Regions from separate parts of the Homo sapiens genome. Here region 1 is linked to region 2. Evidence: read pairs that join two places in POLR2A ChIA-PET (ENCODE). Cell type or tissue: MCF 10A. All regions are shown on one strand. Each heading gives the region's core, and the rest is flanking DNA. Links, peaks and the distances in the headings are about the cores only.

What was found. Peaks named below come from ENCODE experiments on the same cell type or tissue, not always from the same donor. Only the 100,000 strongest peaks of a DNase experiment are listed, where the experiment ranks them.
Region 1: POLR2A ChIA-PET joins it to region 2 with 13 read pairs; 1 of 35 experiments calls an interaction of 5 or more read pairs at or near these places.

Annotation. Positions count from the first base shown.
Region 1 is chr11:12,429,887-12,432,386 of GRCh38, reverse strand. The region is part of intron 1 of PARVA (parvin alpha); the gene reads right to left. Among named protein-coding and RNA genes, the nearest start is that of PARVA, 54 kb to the right of the region's middle. In MCF 10A, for the core only: no CTCF peak of the experiment used is centred there; DNase peaks (open chromatin) are centred at 1,326 and 1,856.
Region 2 is chr11:12,674,353-12,684,852 of GRCh38, reverse strand. It overlaps TEAD1 (TEA domain transcription factor 1), which reads right to left and starts at 10,432. Exons shown (of 13, transcript NM_021961.6): 1 at 10,019-10,432; 2 at 9,292-9,444. RefSeq lists enhancers at 2,382-3,099, 3,100-3,817, 3,837-4,131, 3,818-4,535, 4,099-4,658 and 3 more and a silencer at 10,441-10,500. In MCF 10A, for the core only: no CTCF peak of the experiment used is centred there; a DNase peak (open chromatin) is centred at 4,392.

The DNA of each region.
Region 1 (2,500 bases), core at 1-2,500, 250 kb after region 2:
CACATCTATTTGTACTCTCTCCATTTCCCAACACATTTATCTCATGAAATAAAAACTGAAAGATACTACTGTCCTAAACATGCACATTATTTTCAAAAAGAGTTAATGAATCAGGCTAATTTAATAGGCCTTTTATTGGAATTCACTTTTAATATAAATTCTTTAACATGTGTGAGCAATATTTTTCAAGAGACAGGTGAGAAAGAAAATGAGGAAAAAAGAGTCACTACTCAACTATAGTAGTAATTTCCCAACCCAAAGCAAAGTAGGAAAAATTTTACGTTAATTGTAAAAAGAATTTTATTTTGATTTTATAATCAGATATTGGGCATATTATAGCTCCTTTGCAGAGCTCTTCCCTTTTGGAGAAAGGAGTTTCATTTCGTTTATGATTCTGATTCAATGGACAAGCAACCCCAGTGTAAACTAGTATCCTCACCTCTGTGAGGACCAAGGCTGCAGCCAGAGTAAGAAAGTTGGGAATTTCCAACAACTGCTAGATTCAAATGGTTGCTTAGATTTAGAAGCCACAGAACGAGATGAGAAAAAAGTCCCAAAGGGCAAGCAAGGCAGTGTGGCTAAGTGTTGATGGTGGCAAAAAGAGTAACATGAGTGAAGGAAGTTGGCAGGGAGTGGGGGGCCCATGGTGGCACTGGCCTCAGGGCCATGCAGATACAGGCATAAGGCCCAGCTGAGCACAGGGTCTGCATTTAGATGGTCCAATAGATGGTTAGGCCCTAGCATGGGACAGGTGGCCTTTCAGGTCAGGTGAGAGCACACAGGTCCTTTAACCCATTTAAAAGACCTAGGGTGTGGGAATGAATGAGTGAAGCCATCTGGGAACATGTCAGGACTGAAAATGTGGGGCAAGAACTTCAGAGAAGGGGCCTTGGGTTCTGCAGACTCTTGCCTCATTCTAAGCTGCTAAGTTCTTCTCTATTGAAAAACCAAAAATCAGATGGGTCCCACAGCCACGTGGTGGGCCTGAGCCTCCTGGTTTGGATTGCAGGCAGGGGCTGAATGCACAGGGTGTTAAGTGGCTCAAGGCCAAGATTGAAAGAATGGACGCAGGGGTGACAGATATGTAACAATGCGTAACATCCAGGCACTATCCAGTCTGATACCACAGCAGGGTCTGGAAGCACTTGCTGTTGCTAGATTATGGGAGGGTCTGGCAGGCCCCAGTGGGGACAAGGCTGCCTACACAGGATGGGAAACACTGGCAGGGGTATTGGGGGATCAGCTATTTATCAACCACTGCTAAAATAAACTGCTGTGAGTCAGCCCTGGGAGCAGGGGCAGACAGGTTATTCCCGCCTTCCAGTTGGCACTCTGTCCACATCTGTGTGAAAGGGATATTGCTTAAGAAAGGAAAATAAGGCTGAGGGTGGAGCCAGGAGGAGCTTGTTTTTGTCAAATTTCTCGAACATTTGCTTTGCTGGTTAGCACAAACAAAAGCTTGTGCTTTTGCGATTAGGAATCGTGTCTCTTTGTTGTTGTGGCATGGTTGAGGGAAAAGAAAGTCCTAGACTTCTCCGCCCTGTCAAGCACGTTTGGATTTCTTTTAGGAGGTGAGATCAGGAGGGAACTTTTGAACACTTTAGAGTAACTAATTTGACAGCTGCCCAAGTGATATGTCTATAACTATCCTCTATTATAGCCAGGCATGGGCCCTCTTTCTTATTCCTTTTTTTAAGATATAAGGGAAAATAAGGGTGAGATGGAAAGGTCTTAGTAAATGCATTAAACGTCATGATTCATGTGAGTAATAAGGCTTAGGCAAGATCCATGTCAAACCCCCCACAGCATCTTGGTATGAGATTCAGGAAAGAAAGGAGCCTCTGTGTGTGGGTTTTCTGCTGGAGGCAGTGTGAGCAACAAAGACCTGTGTGTCCAGGAGGGGCAAGGTGACGAAAGGTACTCACTCACCCAAAGAGGAGACTTTTACCCTCGTTAGGAAAGAGGGCAATGGGTGTGTTGGAACTGGCTCCTACCAGCTCTCAAATGTTAAATTTTCAGGGATTCAGGGAGCCAGTTGTTAAATACAGTTATTATTAAAATTTAAAATACAAAGTTGCAATTAAGTAAATTATACTGAGAAAGGTAATACTCACAACTCATCACTTATATTGATGATCTACGTTCTTGAGATGATGTTCTGCATCTATATGGCAGAAGTACTACTACACAATGGTGTGCTGCTCTTCCCAATTCCATGTTCAGGGATACCACAAAATTGGCCCTAGTGGGGGTATTTACTTCTTGGAAATCAACCAACATTGCAAATCAGGGTTTGATTTCTCATTCTGTTGATTATCTAGACTTAAGAAAATGATGAAGGAATGTCAATGATGCAGATTAAACTTAAAGGGAGTCTGTAAAATTTAAAAGTGTCTGTAGTCATTATATCATGAATAACATTAAAAAAAGGAAAATATTCTTCCAGTATTTAAAACTGTTATACGATCAGCAAAGAAGGTGCTCATGCCATTGGTGAATG
Region 2 (10,500 bases), core at 3,112-5,611:
TCACATGAGTGTGAATTATTATTTGAGTGACATTTAAGGCCCAGAGGAAGCGAGTCTTAGGAGAGGGGCAAAGATTTATCTCTGGAGCTTGCAGTACTGAGAGAAACAAATGGCCTAGGTTTTAACAGCAGCCACACCTACAGCTCTAGCCTACCGAGCCAGCACTTACCTAATCTAAACTTTACTCCAACTCTTCCAAGTAGATAACATCATCCCCATTTTCCAGATGGGGAAACTGCGGGCACAGAGAAGCTAAGCAGCTAGCCCAAAGCAGGTATTAAGAGGTGCAATGAGGGCAGCAAAAGTACCTTTCTTCTCCGCACCTGAAGCTGAATGCCCTCTGCACCCCAGGGGGGATTATGCAATGGTTTTACAAGAAGGCCGAAGACCCTAAGCATTGTTTTGCTATGAAAAGATGAGTTCCATTCAACCACTTACAAAAGAACTTTTACAACCCAACCCCAATGTTAGGAGTGTGGCTTTCAAGCAAGAAGCTAAGGAAAAGGTTTTCTTTTAGACAGATGAAGTTGCACCATGCTATCCAGTTTTTGAAGCATTTCCATTTAATTCATACTGGGTAAGGAATGACCTCAAATATTACGTATTTACTGATGGATTTCCTCCACTTTATGAATAAGGGACGTGTGGTTCAAAGCGATTAATGGTCAAGGGCTTTATGGGCTTGCCTCAGCCTCTCCTAGATTTCTATCTGTTTGCCTGAGACCAGGAATCCGGCTCAGATTCTAAGTAAATGCCTCAGCCTTGGGTGTTCCTCAAGGGTCACTGTCCAGGGTGACTTGGCAGAAAATCCTTAAAGATCTATTATGCAACATGACATTTGAAGTTGCTATTTACTGAGCATTCACCACACCATGTGTCTGGTATATAGTGGGCACAACTGAAATTTATAGATGGGGACACCGAGGCTTGCAGAGAACAAGTAATTTGTGCAAGGCCACACTAGCAAGTAGCTGAGCCAACGTGTGTCCAATTCCAAATCTGTGATTTTGAACCCACATTATCCTTTTTCCAAACCAAAATCAGGAAACAGCCCACTGTTCATGTCAATCAGTTCCCCCCTCCTACTCCTTTCAATTAATTCCTCACAGCCAAGTTTCAAATCTGTAGTAGCCCATTACTGGCAACAAACCGTATCGATATGCGAGGGTTAAGTTCATTACTCAGGAGAATATTTCACAAGGTTTGTTTATTTTCTAACAACCTACTCCCAACTCACCCCCCAAAATGGCATCTGGAAAAAATCCCCCTGTTCCTTCAAAGCCCAACTCCAACATCACTTCCTCCGCAAAGCCCTCCTCAGTTCCTACCACAGGGCAACACAGCTCTTCGGATGTATCATGAGGGCTTACCCCAGTGAGTGTGTTTCCCCTTTATTCTGATGTTACATAAGGAAATCCATGCTCCTAAAAAATATAAACGTGTAAAAAACCCCACTCCCTCAAAGCAACCCTCAAGGCAACACCCATCCACAATGTATAACCTCCCAGATCCTTAGGACTAGAGATGCAAACGTGTTGTTTCAACATTTCACTAACCCTAAGACATGACTGCCGATAAGATGCAGCAGGATTTTATTTCAGACGTACTACTGTGAAACAAATGATGTCACAATGCTTATCACTTAGAAATATTATTTTATACATATTGAAACTTTTTACTCTCTATCAATCTTATGCCTACATAAAAAGGAAAATACAAGCTAAATAAATCGGGTAACATAAGCTAAAGTAACTTCTCAGAGTGATCAGTGTCCATACACTACCACCCTCTGTAACAACAAGAGTATTCTTAGGAATGCTCACTACTGACTCTGGGATTTTTTTCCTCTCCGCTGCATTCACTCCACAGGCTTTGGTGAGCGCATGCAACATCAAGGGTCATTACCACCACCTGGCCAGCCATGATTGTCAAACACATCCCAATTTCAAAAATGTTCAAGCATGTTAAAAATGTGTTACCTTGGAACTCACGAAATACCATACACACAACTTTCCCACTGGATTGCCATGACCTCTGTACATGCCTGTTTTCCTTGCTAATCTGTAAACTCTGCCGGGCAGGGGAGTTTTACTGATCGCTGTTCATTAGCCACCTTTTCCTAATTACTAAATCCCTGGCACACAGTAGCACCCATAAATGTTTAAACGCTCAGTGGCAAGCAGTAGCTCCGTGAAAACCAGGAGCATCTGGATTTCAAAGTGCCCAAGGTGAAGGGAAGAGACAAGGAAGGAAAAAATGAACAACAGGGTGGTTTATCCACAGTTCATCTCCAGAAAGCCGTCAGGATTACCCTTCCTACCCCTCATTTCCCAACACCAGGCATACCACCCAACGACCTCTAGGAGCATCCCTGCTACTCAGAAAGCAAAACCTCTATAAGCAGCCAGACAGAACTCCATTCTCAAGCCCCTCACCAGTAACCGTGACACACACCTCTACAATCACATCTGGAAACAACTGCTACACTCCCACGAGGTAAATGAATGCCGAGCAGAGAAGGTGGTTCTGGTTCATTTTATTGCTTCCCCTGGATCGAAAGGTGAGACCTTAGTTTTGTGCAGGCTTATCTTTAAAACCAATGAAGAACATCTTAGTGAATTCCATAAAGATTCAGCCTATGTTCCTAGGTACACTGCCTCACAAATATTGAGGGAAGAAAATCACATTCAGAATTTGAAGTGGCCAAATTTAACCTGATTCTATCTGCAGACAAAAATTAGAATATCTAGATCAATGGTTCCCAGCCAGGAGCGGATGTTATGATGGGGCCTTTCAGAAATACAGACACACTGCACCTACCACAACGCACCTAAGCCTACACAGGTGGTGCCCAGGCTGTAAAAGCTCCATGGAGGCTGCAGTGCACATGCTAAGGTGGGAACCACTGATGTGGCAGGAGCTTCCTGGAGCAGGAACAGAAAGAGGCTGACCTGGGTTTCAGTCAGAACCATCCTGAGTTAGCCATGTAAATGGATCTATGTGCCCTGAATGACAAACCCAAAAGGCAAAATGTGAGAAAAGGTGCAGGGCCTGGAAAGGTGAGTGAGAACACGCAGGCAGCGGGAGACAGGAGCGGGGCAGACAGCCTCGCCCTAGCTTCCCCCATGCCTGCCACATATCAGAGACACAAGTATTTGGTGAATGAGGGTCACATGGGTGATGAGCACATGGTCATGCACACCATCAGACTTCCACTGAGCCACCTACTAAGTGCAGATTCCCTAAGCTGGCTCCAGCTGAGGCAAGAGTTCCCCTACCAATCCATCAGTAGGGGAGATTTTAGTTTTGCTTCAGCTTCACTGGACACTTGAGTGGTGTTCTGGAAGCATTTTCCACTTTCACAAGTTCTAAGCATGAAGGAAGCTGCTTCTTGCCTCCAAATTACAAATGGCACATTCCCTGATTTCAAATTATATAAATGGTAATAATTTTTGCATTTTACGGCTAAGGTAAAATTTAAAGATGAAAGGAAATGAGGGAGGTATTCTGAATGCATAACAAAACTAGAAACCTTTCATCAAAATTTAAAAACAGTATCAAACTTACTCCTTCAATATTTAAAGCAAAAGCAACTTTGAATTAAGAGAATTTCTCGGCTCAGACAATATGAAATGCTATTAAGTATCTGTTTTCTGTTTTTCTCTCAATGACAATACATGACAAGGTCTTCTAAGTGCCCAGGATTTCAAGATGGGGCTGATGGTTCCTTCAGCTAATGGAGCTCTAACTCTAACCAGCATTGTCTCTCAAAGGCTTTGAGATGAAAAGGCAGCCAGGGAGAAAGGATTGAAAGAGATTCCACCAAAGGAAGCATCGGCTCACAATGGTTTCAGAATCAGTTAGCCCCCAAGACACCCCCAGCCACAGTAATGGGTGATCTGAAAATGAAGCATATCAAAATGCTATTGATAAGCTAAATTACCAGACAGCTTATCTGAGGCCCACATCCGCCATATGGTGCCCCAAGTTCTGCCGCCTGTTGCTGCCATAACAATAGGCACGCCTACCCAGAAAGCACCATCAGACAGAAACCCAGCAGCGGCGGCATGTGGGGCAGCTACTGTGTTTACATTTTATTTTGTGCCATTAGCTTTGTTCCTCCCCCTATCCCAGTAGGGATTTGAAACACACACACACTTAATGTCACAAATCCCTGTTACCTGCAGAATGCATGCATGCAGTCTGCATGTGAGCACGTGTACGGGGATAGATCAGGTGAACAGAGAGAAAACCAGATGTCAACTTCAGAAATGGAGCTGCCCAGTGGGGGAGGGCGAGCCAGGCAGGCTCCCAGCTAGAGCTGCAAGCAGACAATGCGCTTTTCTCAACAGGCTCGGGCGGGCGGGCCTCGGGGAGTGGCTATTTAAAACACTTGGCTCCTTTTATTTCACCACCACGGAAGTGAATTCGGTTCTTAAGTGCCAGAGCAAATGAAGTCATTTGGTTTCCGCGGGCTCTCCGCATCTCAGCAGAAGGAGTCAGGCTGGACGAAAGTCGGAAGGCCCATCTAAGTTGTTCTTTCTTACAATTAAAATTGATTCCTGGAGGATTAGGCGCTTGGGCTTCATTTAGTTTTTTTCTTTGAAAAGCTATTAAAGTCAAAGAAAAATTAAGGGATACAGACACTGGGATGAAAGCCGTCAAAGACGACTCCCTTCACAAAATGCCATCAAGTCACAGAGTAAAGAAGGAACAGATAAAGCAATTACCTTCTAAAGGCTTGGTTGGTATAAAAGATTAACAATGATTTCTGTCAAATACATTCATAACAATTGCGTATTTCTCTCTTAGAAGACTCCCATTTTTGCAGATGGTAATAAAATATTCATTTATTTAGTTTACTATCTATTAGAAAAACACTGGTTTTCAAAGAGAACTCAGCAGTGTGTAGCATCAGGTTATACAAAAATGCTTGGATACAGAGCAAAGCAAAAAAACAGTCTCTTTCTTAATATTCGGATCTATTGAATTATTACAGAAAGGCACTCATTTCATTCCCCTAGATTTACTCACACCTAAGCAGACAACATTCTTGGATGAACTTTTCAAATTTTCTTAAACATTCCAAGTTTAAAAAAAAAAATCCCCTTTCAAGTTAAATTGAGATTGCACTTGAACACCATCCAAGAGCAGAGCTGAACTGAATTATGATAATTAGAAAGCTGTGCCTATTAAAAAAAAAAGCAGCACAGTTGATGCATTTTTTTAAAAAAGTTCATGCCAGAGAATATAAGTTCAATATGTTCTCACATAATTAACATTTCCCACCATTAGCAGCAGTTTTTCAGTTTATGTATCAGTAAGAACAACAGTGTTGTATATTCCCAGTCAAGAGTGTTTCAGTCACTTTACACATACATCTAAACCTGTCAGATGCCTAAAAGCAACCAGAATTTCCCATTAGAGATGACGGATGCTTAACTTGTTCATCAATAAGCCAGCTTTTTCTTTTAAGCCCATTTTCCAGGGTCCCATGCCTGCAAATTAAAACTGCTAATGAAATCCTAGGACAGAGCCTTCAAAACAAATGTGAATCACGAAAAAGGATAGAAAGCATTGCATTAGGATAGTAAAGACCAGTTTTAAACAAGGCGGGGTGGGTGTAGTGCATGTAACACACCCTTCCCTTGGCCTGCCACAAAGGTAGAAAAAAGATAGGTTTTTACGAGGACCTTCCCCCTACTCCCCACCACCACCACCACTACTACCATTATCCAATCAAGAAGAGGAAACGAGTGAGTTTCACAGTTAGCCAAGACTCCCGGACTATTGGAAACTATTTTTTTGAGAATCCTCTCAACTATGCAAAAAATCAGTGGACCAAAGGAGAATTTAAAAGCTAAGAGTAACCTACCCTTGTAAGAAACATCATCCTGAAAACCCACCCACCAGGGCATCCCATTTTTACTTTGACTAAAATAAAACACATATTTCAAAGCTACCCTATTCTGTACCACTACAAAACTGGAATGTATTTGAAAAAATGGTCAAATTTCAATTCCAAATTCAAATATGGACCACGAAGCTCATAATGAGAATCTTACAGATTGAGGACACTCAAGAGTTCACAGCTTTGAAACAAAAAATAAAAACCCACAGAAAAACACTCCAAGTATTTAGATCCAAATATACTAGCACTCCACAAACTATCCCAAGAAGAGGGAAGCCCCAGAACTTCCCTGATTTCAGAGGTACAAAGTAATTGCAATACAACAAGGTCTAAATAAGGTGTCTGTCAAAAAGCTCAACCATGAATATGAAGTGCGTAGGATGGACCTGAATTACCTGATTTTATCACTTTTATGAATATGAAAGAATAAAATGTATCACTGATGTGGTTCAAACACAACTCTAGATGCAACTTAAATACCACAAGGTAATCTATGCCTTATTATAAAATAAGAAAAAGCACCATGCAGCTATAAAAGATTGTGCCAGCCATCAATCTGTCCCCAAGCAGCCCAGCAGCAGCACAGCCTAGGTTTGTCAAAGGGGAATAAGCTTACAATATATTTTTCTGGCTGAGTCCAAAAGTTGGACATTAGCAGTTTGCAGTTCCAGTCACTAAACTCCAAAGGGGCAGCTGTAACGCTCGCATTTAACAAGGTTGGCTTGCATTTTCTTGCAGTTCTACAGAGAAATCTGGACACTTCTTTTGGCCACATTCTTCAGTCTTTGGAGAAAACAGACCCTAAAGTTTTACCACTAAACAGATTCGACCTCTAAACACAGCTTTCATATTTATTTATTTTCCCTTTCACAATCTCTCTACTGGGTACAAGTGCCTAAAATGGAGCTTAAAAGTGTTATCCACCTACTGTCTGTATGTGAATATGGTCATTTTTAAGTCCACCAGATCATACATACAGTTATTTGCACCAACCTTGAGTGATAAGACACAATTTTCATTTGCAGGCAGCATAATTATGCTCACAATTAACACATAACACATGAGATTAGAGAGAAAAGTAATCCCACAAATGCCCAGGCTCTTGTATGACCACCACGTATGAGAGATCAATCCATTTCTGAAGCAACCAACCTTAAAATATTGTTAATGTCACAGCTCATTTCTTCAAAAGTCTATTTAATATTTGGGATCTACATGCTTTAAACTGTTCGTATTATATACTTTTCTGCTGAAAATGTAAGGACAAATATGATCTAAACACCGATGATAAAAGTATATTCTTCCCAAACGTTCCCGTTAAGAAATGCCCTCATAATTGTTGCTCTGTATTCTAAGAACCAACAAAACACAAAATTGTTTATAAACTGCTGAAGCTCAAGCAGGGAAAAAAACTCGAACATTTTTTTCCTTATGACTTATTTGTTCCTTTTTCTAAATAAAAGGGGACTCCAGTCTCCCAAGTGAGTATACTAATATATAATTCCTGCTGTATAAAGTAAGTGGGGGGAGAGAGGAAATGGGAAAGGGAGGAGGAAGCCGACTCCCCCCAGGCTGCCCTCCCAAACCCGCCCTTATGTGTAATTAGTTTGCTGCTGGGGCCTGGGCACACATTGTACCACAAGGCAAGGAAAAGCCTCTCAGTGAGAAATTCCTATCAGTCTGGCTCAAACTAAATTGGGATGTCCTCCCCCTTTAAATTAAATTTAATTAAGTATATGTCATGGTGAGTCCTGGTTTTTGTTTTGGGAAAAGAAAAGAAAAAAAACCCTCCAACCCTCCAATAATCTCTCTCAGGCATGTTCCCCGCAGTTCATTACTTTATAAAGGATCACACAGAGGAGGAATTTACAGATTCTTCCCTATAATTTTCTTTACCCATATTGTCAAAGCAAAGTGTCATACTGGTTTTGTTTCAAGCTCGTTTTTAAAAAAAAAAGTTCTAATATTCCCCTAAAACTGCAGATCAAATAATATTTACCATTAAAGTAAAAATAAAATAGTCTACCTTGGCATTTTGATACCATCAGCAAGAACCCGTAATGGATATAGCTTATCATCAGTTCATTTTTTATACCAACAATAAATAAAAGAATTGTTAACTGTTTAAAACCTGAAACCTGAGAGTTCAACATAGAGTTGCACAAAGAAACACTAAAGAAAAATATCTGTGACCATTTATGGAAACAGTGAGATTAGAAAAATAAGCCTTTCCCCAAAAATTCAACAATTCAAAACCTCACTACTGACAAAAGGTTCAACGAATCCATTTGTCTTTCCTGAGTCACTTTGTAATTAGTTCTACTATTTCCTTCTAAAGAGGAAAAGATTCCTAAGGAAGTTGGATTTAAGTCTAGTCCTTGTAAGCATTCAGATATGCTTGGACCCGAAGACCCTGCTGTTTACAGAAGCGGGGCACAAACCCAACAGTGAAAGGGTGAAGCACCGGGCGTAGCCTGAAGACTGTTCCCCAATCTGTGCCTCAGAGAAGCCCCTATCCGTAGAAGACCAGCAAGATTCACTGCAGCCTGCAGAGAAAGGAGCCCACTCCCGGCTGTGACTACACAGTGGATCACATCTCCCTGAAGGGAGGGATATGTCTACTCAGGTAACCATTGCAGGCAACCAGCGCACCCCAAGCCATCAGACCACCTGAACTTCCAAAAACAACCAAGGTGGAAAGCGGGGAGAAAGAAATCTGTGGTTGTTGTGAACTGATAAGGTTCTGCTCCTTTGCAATACGTGTAGTGTTTTTAGTATTTCTTTTTACTATTTTGAAATGTGGCAGGCTTAACAGACCTTTCTATCCCAAGACCTGGGCTCCTTCCAACGCACTGTTTTTAAACATGGCCTTTTTACATTCCCTGCTCCTGGAACATCATCTGTCTCTAAGTTTCCAGGGCTCACTGAGGTCAATTTTCATTTCTGCAAATCACAGGAAGCCACTTGCTTCTAAGAAGTTAACAAGCCTCCTGAGAAACGCTGGTGGCTGGTATTTCATTGTTTCATAAATATTTTTATATAGTGACACTATCCAACTTTAAATAAATCTTTTAAAAAAGGCAATTTAAAAGCAAAGAAAATTCTGATCTGGATTTCATTTATTTTCATGAGAGGGGAGGTGTGAGTCCTCATTGTTTTCGACTCATTAAAAATATTGCTTTGATTTTTTAAAAATACAAAAGTTATTTTTTTAAAAAGAAGAAAAGTCACAGAAGTTAAACTTTCTTTAAAGCGGGACTCTGGACTTTTGAAAACAAGTGTTGCTGTTACGAACAAAGACTAGAAGTGTACCCAGATTTTCTCCCCCCCGGGGATCATTTCTCTTCCAATCAACAAACAAATCCCCCAGTATTTCCTACCGAAAGGGAAGGGAAGTTTTCCAGGGAGAGTCTCCTCCTGGGTTTGGTGGTAACTGCGACTCAGTCTTTTTTGGACACAATGTTTCTGCTGACTCCTGAAAATTTTCCACTTGAATGTGCAATGAAGCGGCGGCGGCAGCGGCAGCAACAGTCCTGGAGAAGCGGCAAAGACGACCGTGCCCTTTTTCATCTTTGAGAAGAAGGAGCGAACCCCCCGCCAGCGGCACAAGTCTGCGCAGACCCGGGCCGGCCTCGGGGGTACCCGGCGCCGGGGGGCGGCGGCGAAAGCAGGGGGGTGCAGGCCGGCTCCGGGCTCCGAGGCGGCGGCTCTGCCCGCCCGCGCTCGCTCCGAACTTCTGGCTCCCCAGCGCACCCCGTCCAAGGCGCCCGAGGGTGTGTGCGTGTGTGCGCGTGCAGGCGGCGGGAGAGGGGGCGCGCGGGGGGCGCGGCGCGGCCGGCCGGGGGCCGCCTGTTGCCGCGCGGGCTCCCAGCGCGCGGCCCAACTTGGCGTCCTGGCAAGTCGCGCGGCGGCGCCCGGCCGCTCACCTCGGAGGGGGCGCGGGGAGGCGGGTGTGGGGGCCCGGCCGCGGCCCTCCGCGTGCCCGCCCGCCGTCGCACACAAAGCAGAGCCCGCAAAGAAAGAGCGGCCCGCGAGGGACGCGCCGCCGGCCCCCCGCTGCCCCGTGCGCCCCCCGCACCCCAGCATCCGCCCCGCGCGCCAACTTACCTCGGCCCAGGGAGCCACCGCAGCGCCCGGCGAGTCCGAGGCAAACTTCGGCGCCGCTTCCCCCGCCCTCTGCTCGGTGCCCGGCTCCCTCCCCGGCTCCCGGTCCCTGGGCCCGGCCACCCCACCCCTGCCTAGCACCGCTCCTGCCCCGGGGCCGGCTGGCGCGCTGGGCTGCTGCCCGCGCTCCGGGCAAAGGTGGAGGGGTGGGGGGGCGTCACTGCATGGCCTGTGCCTGGACGCGGCCGCCCCGGGCCCGGGCCCCGCCGCGCGGAATGGCCCGCAGGGTGGAAGCGAGTCTGCAAAGTGCTTGGTGGGCGCCCGCGGCGGGCGGCGGGGCCGCGGCGGCGGCAGCAGAGGCTCGGCTCGGCTCAGGCGGCGCGGCGCGGCGCGAGCGATGCTAAGAATGTTCGGAATGAGGACAGGAATGAAATGAACGCCAGGACCGAACTCGCTCCGGAGGGGTGGGGCCTCGGTGACGTCAT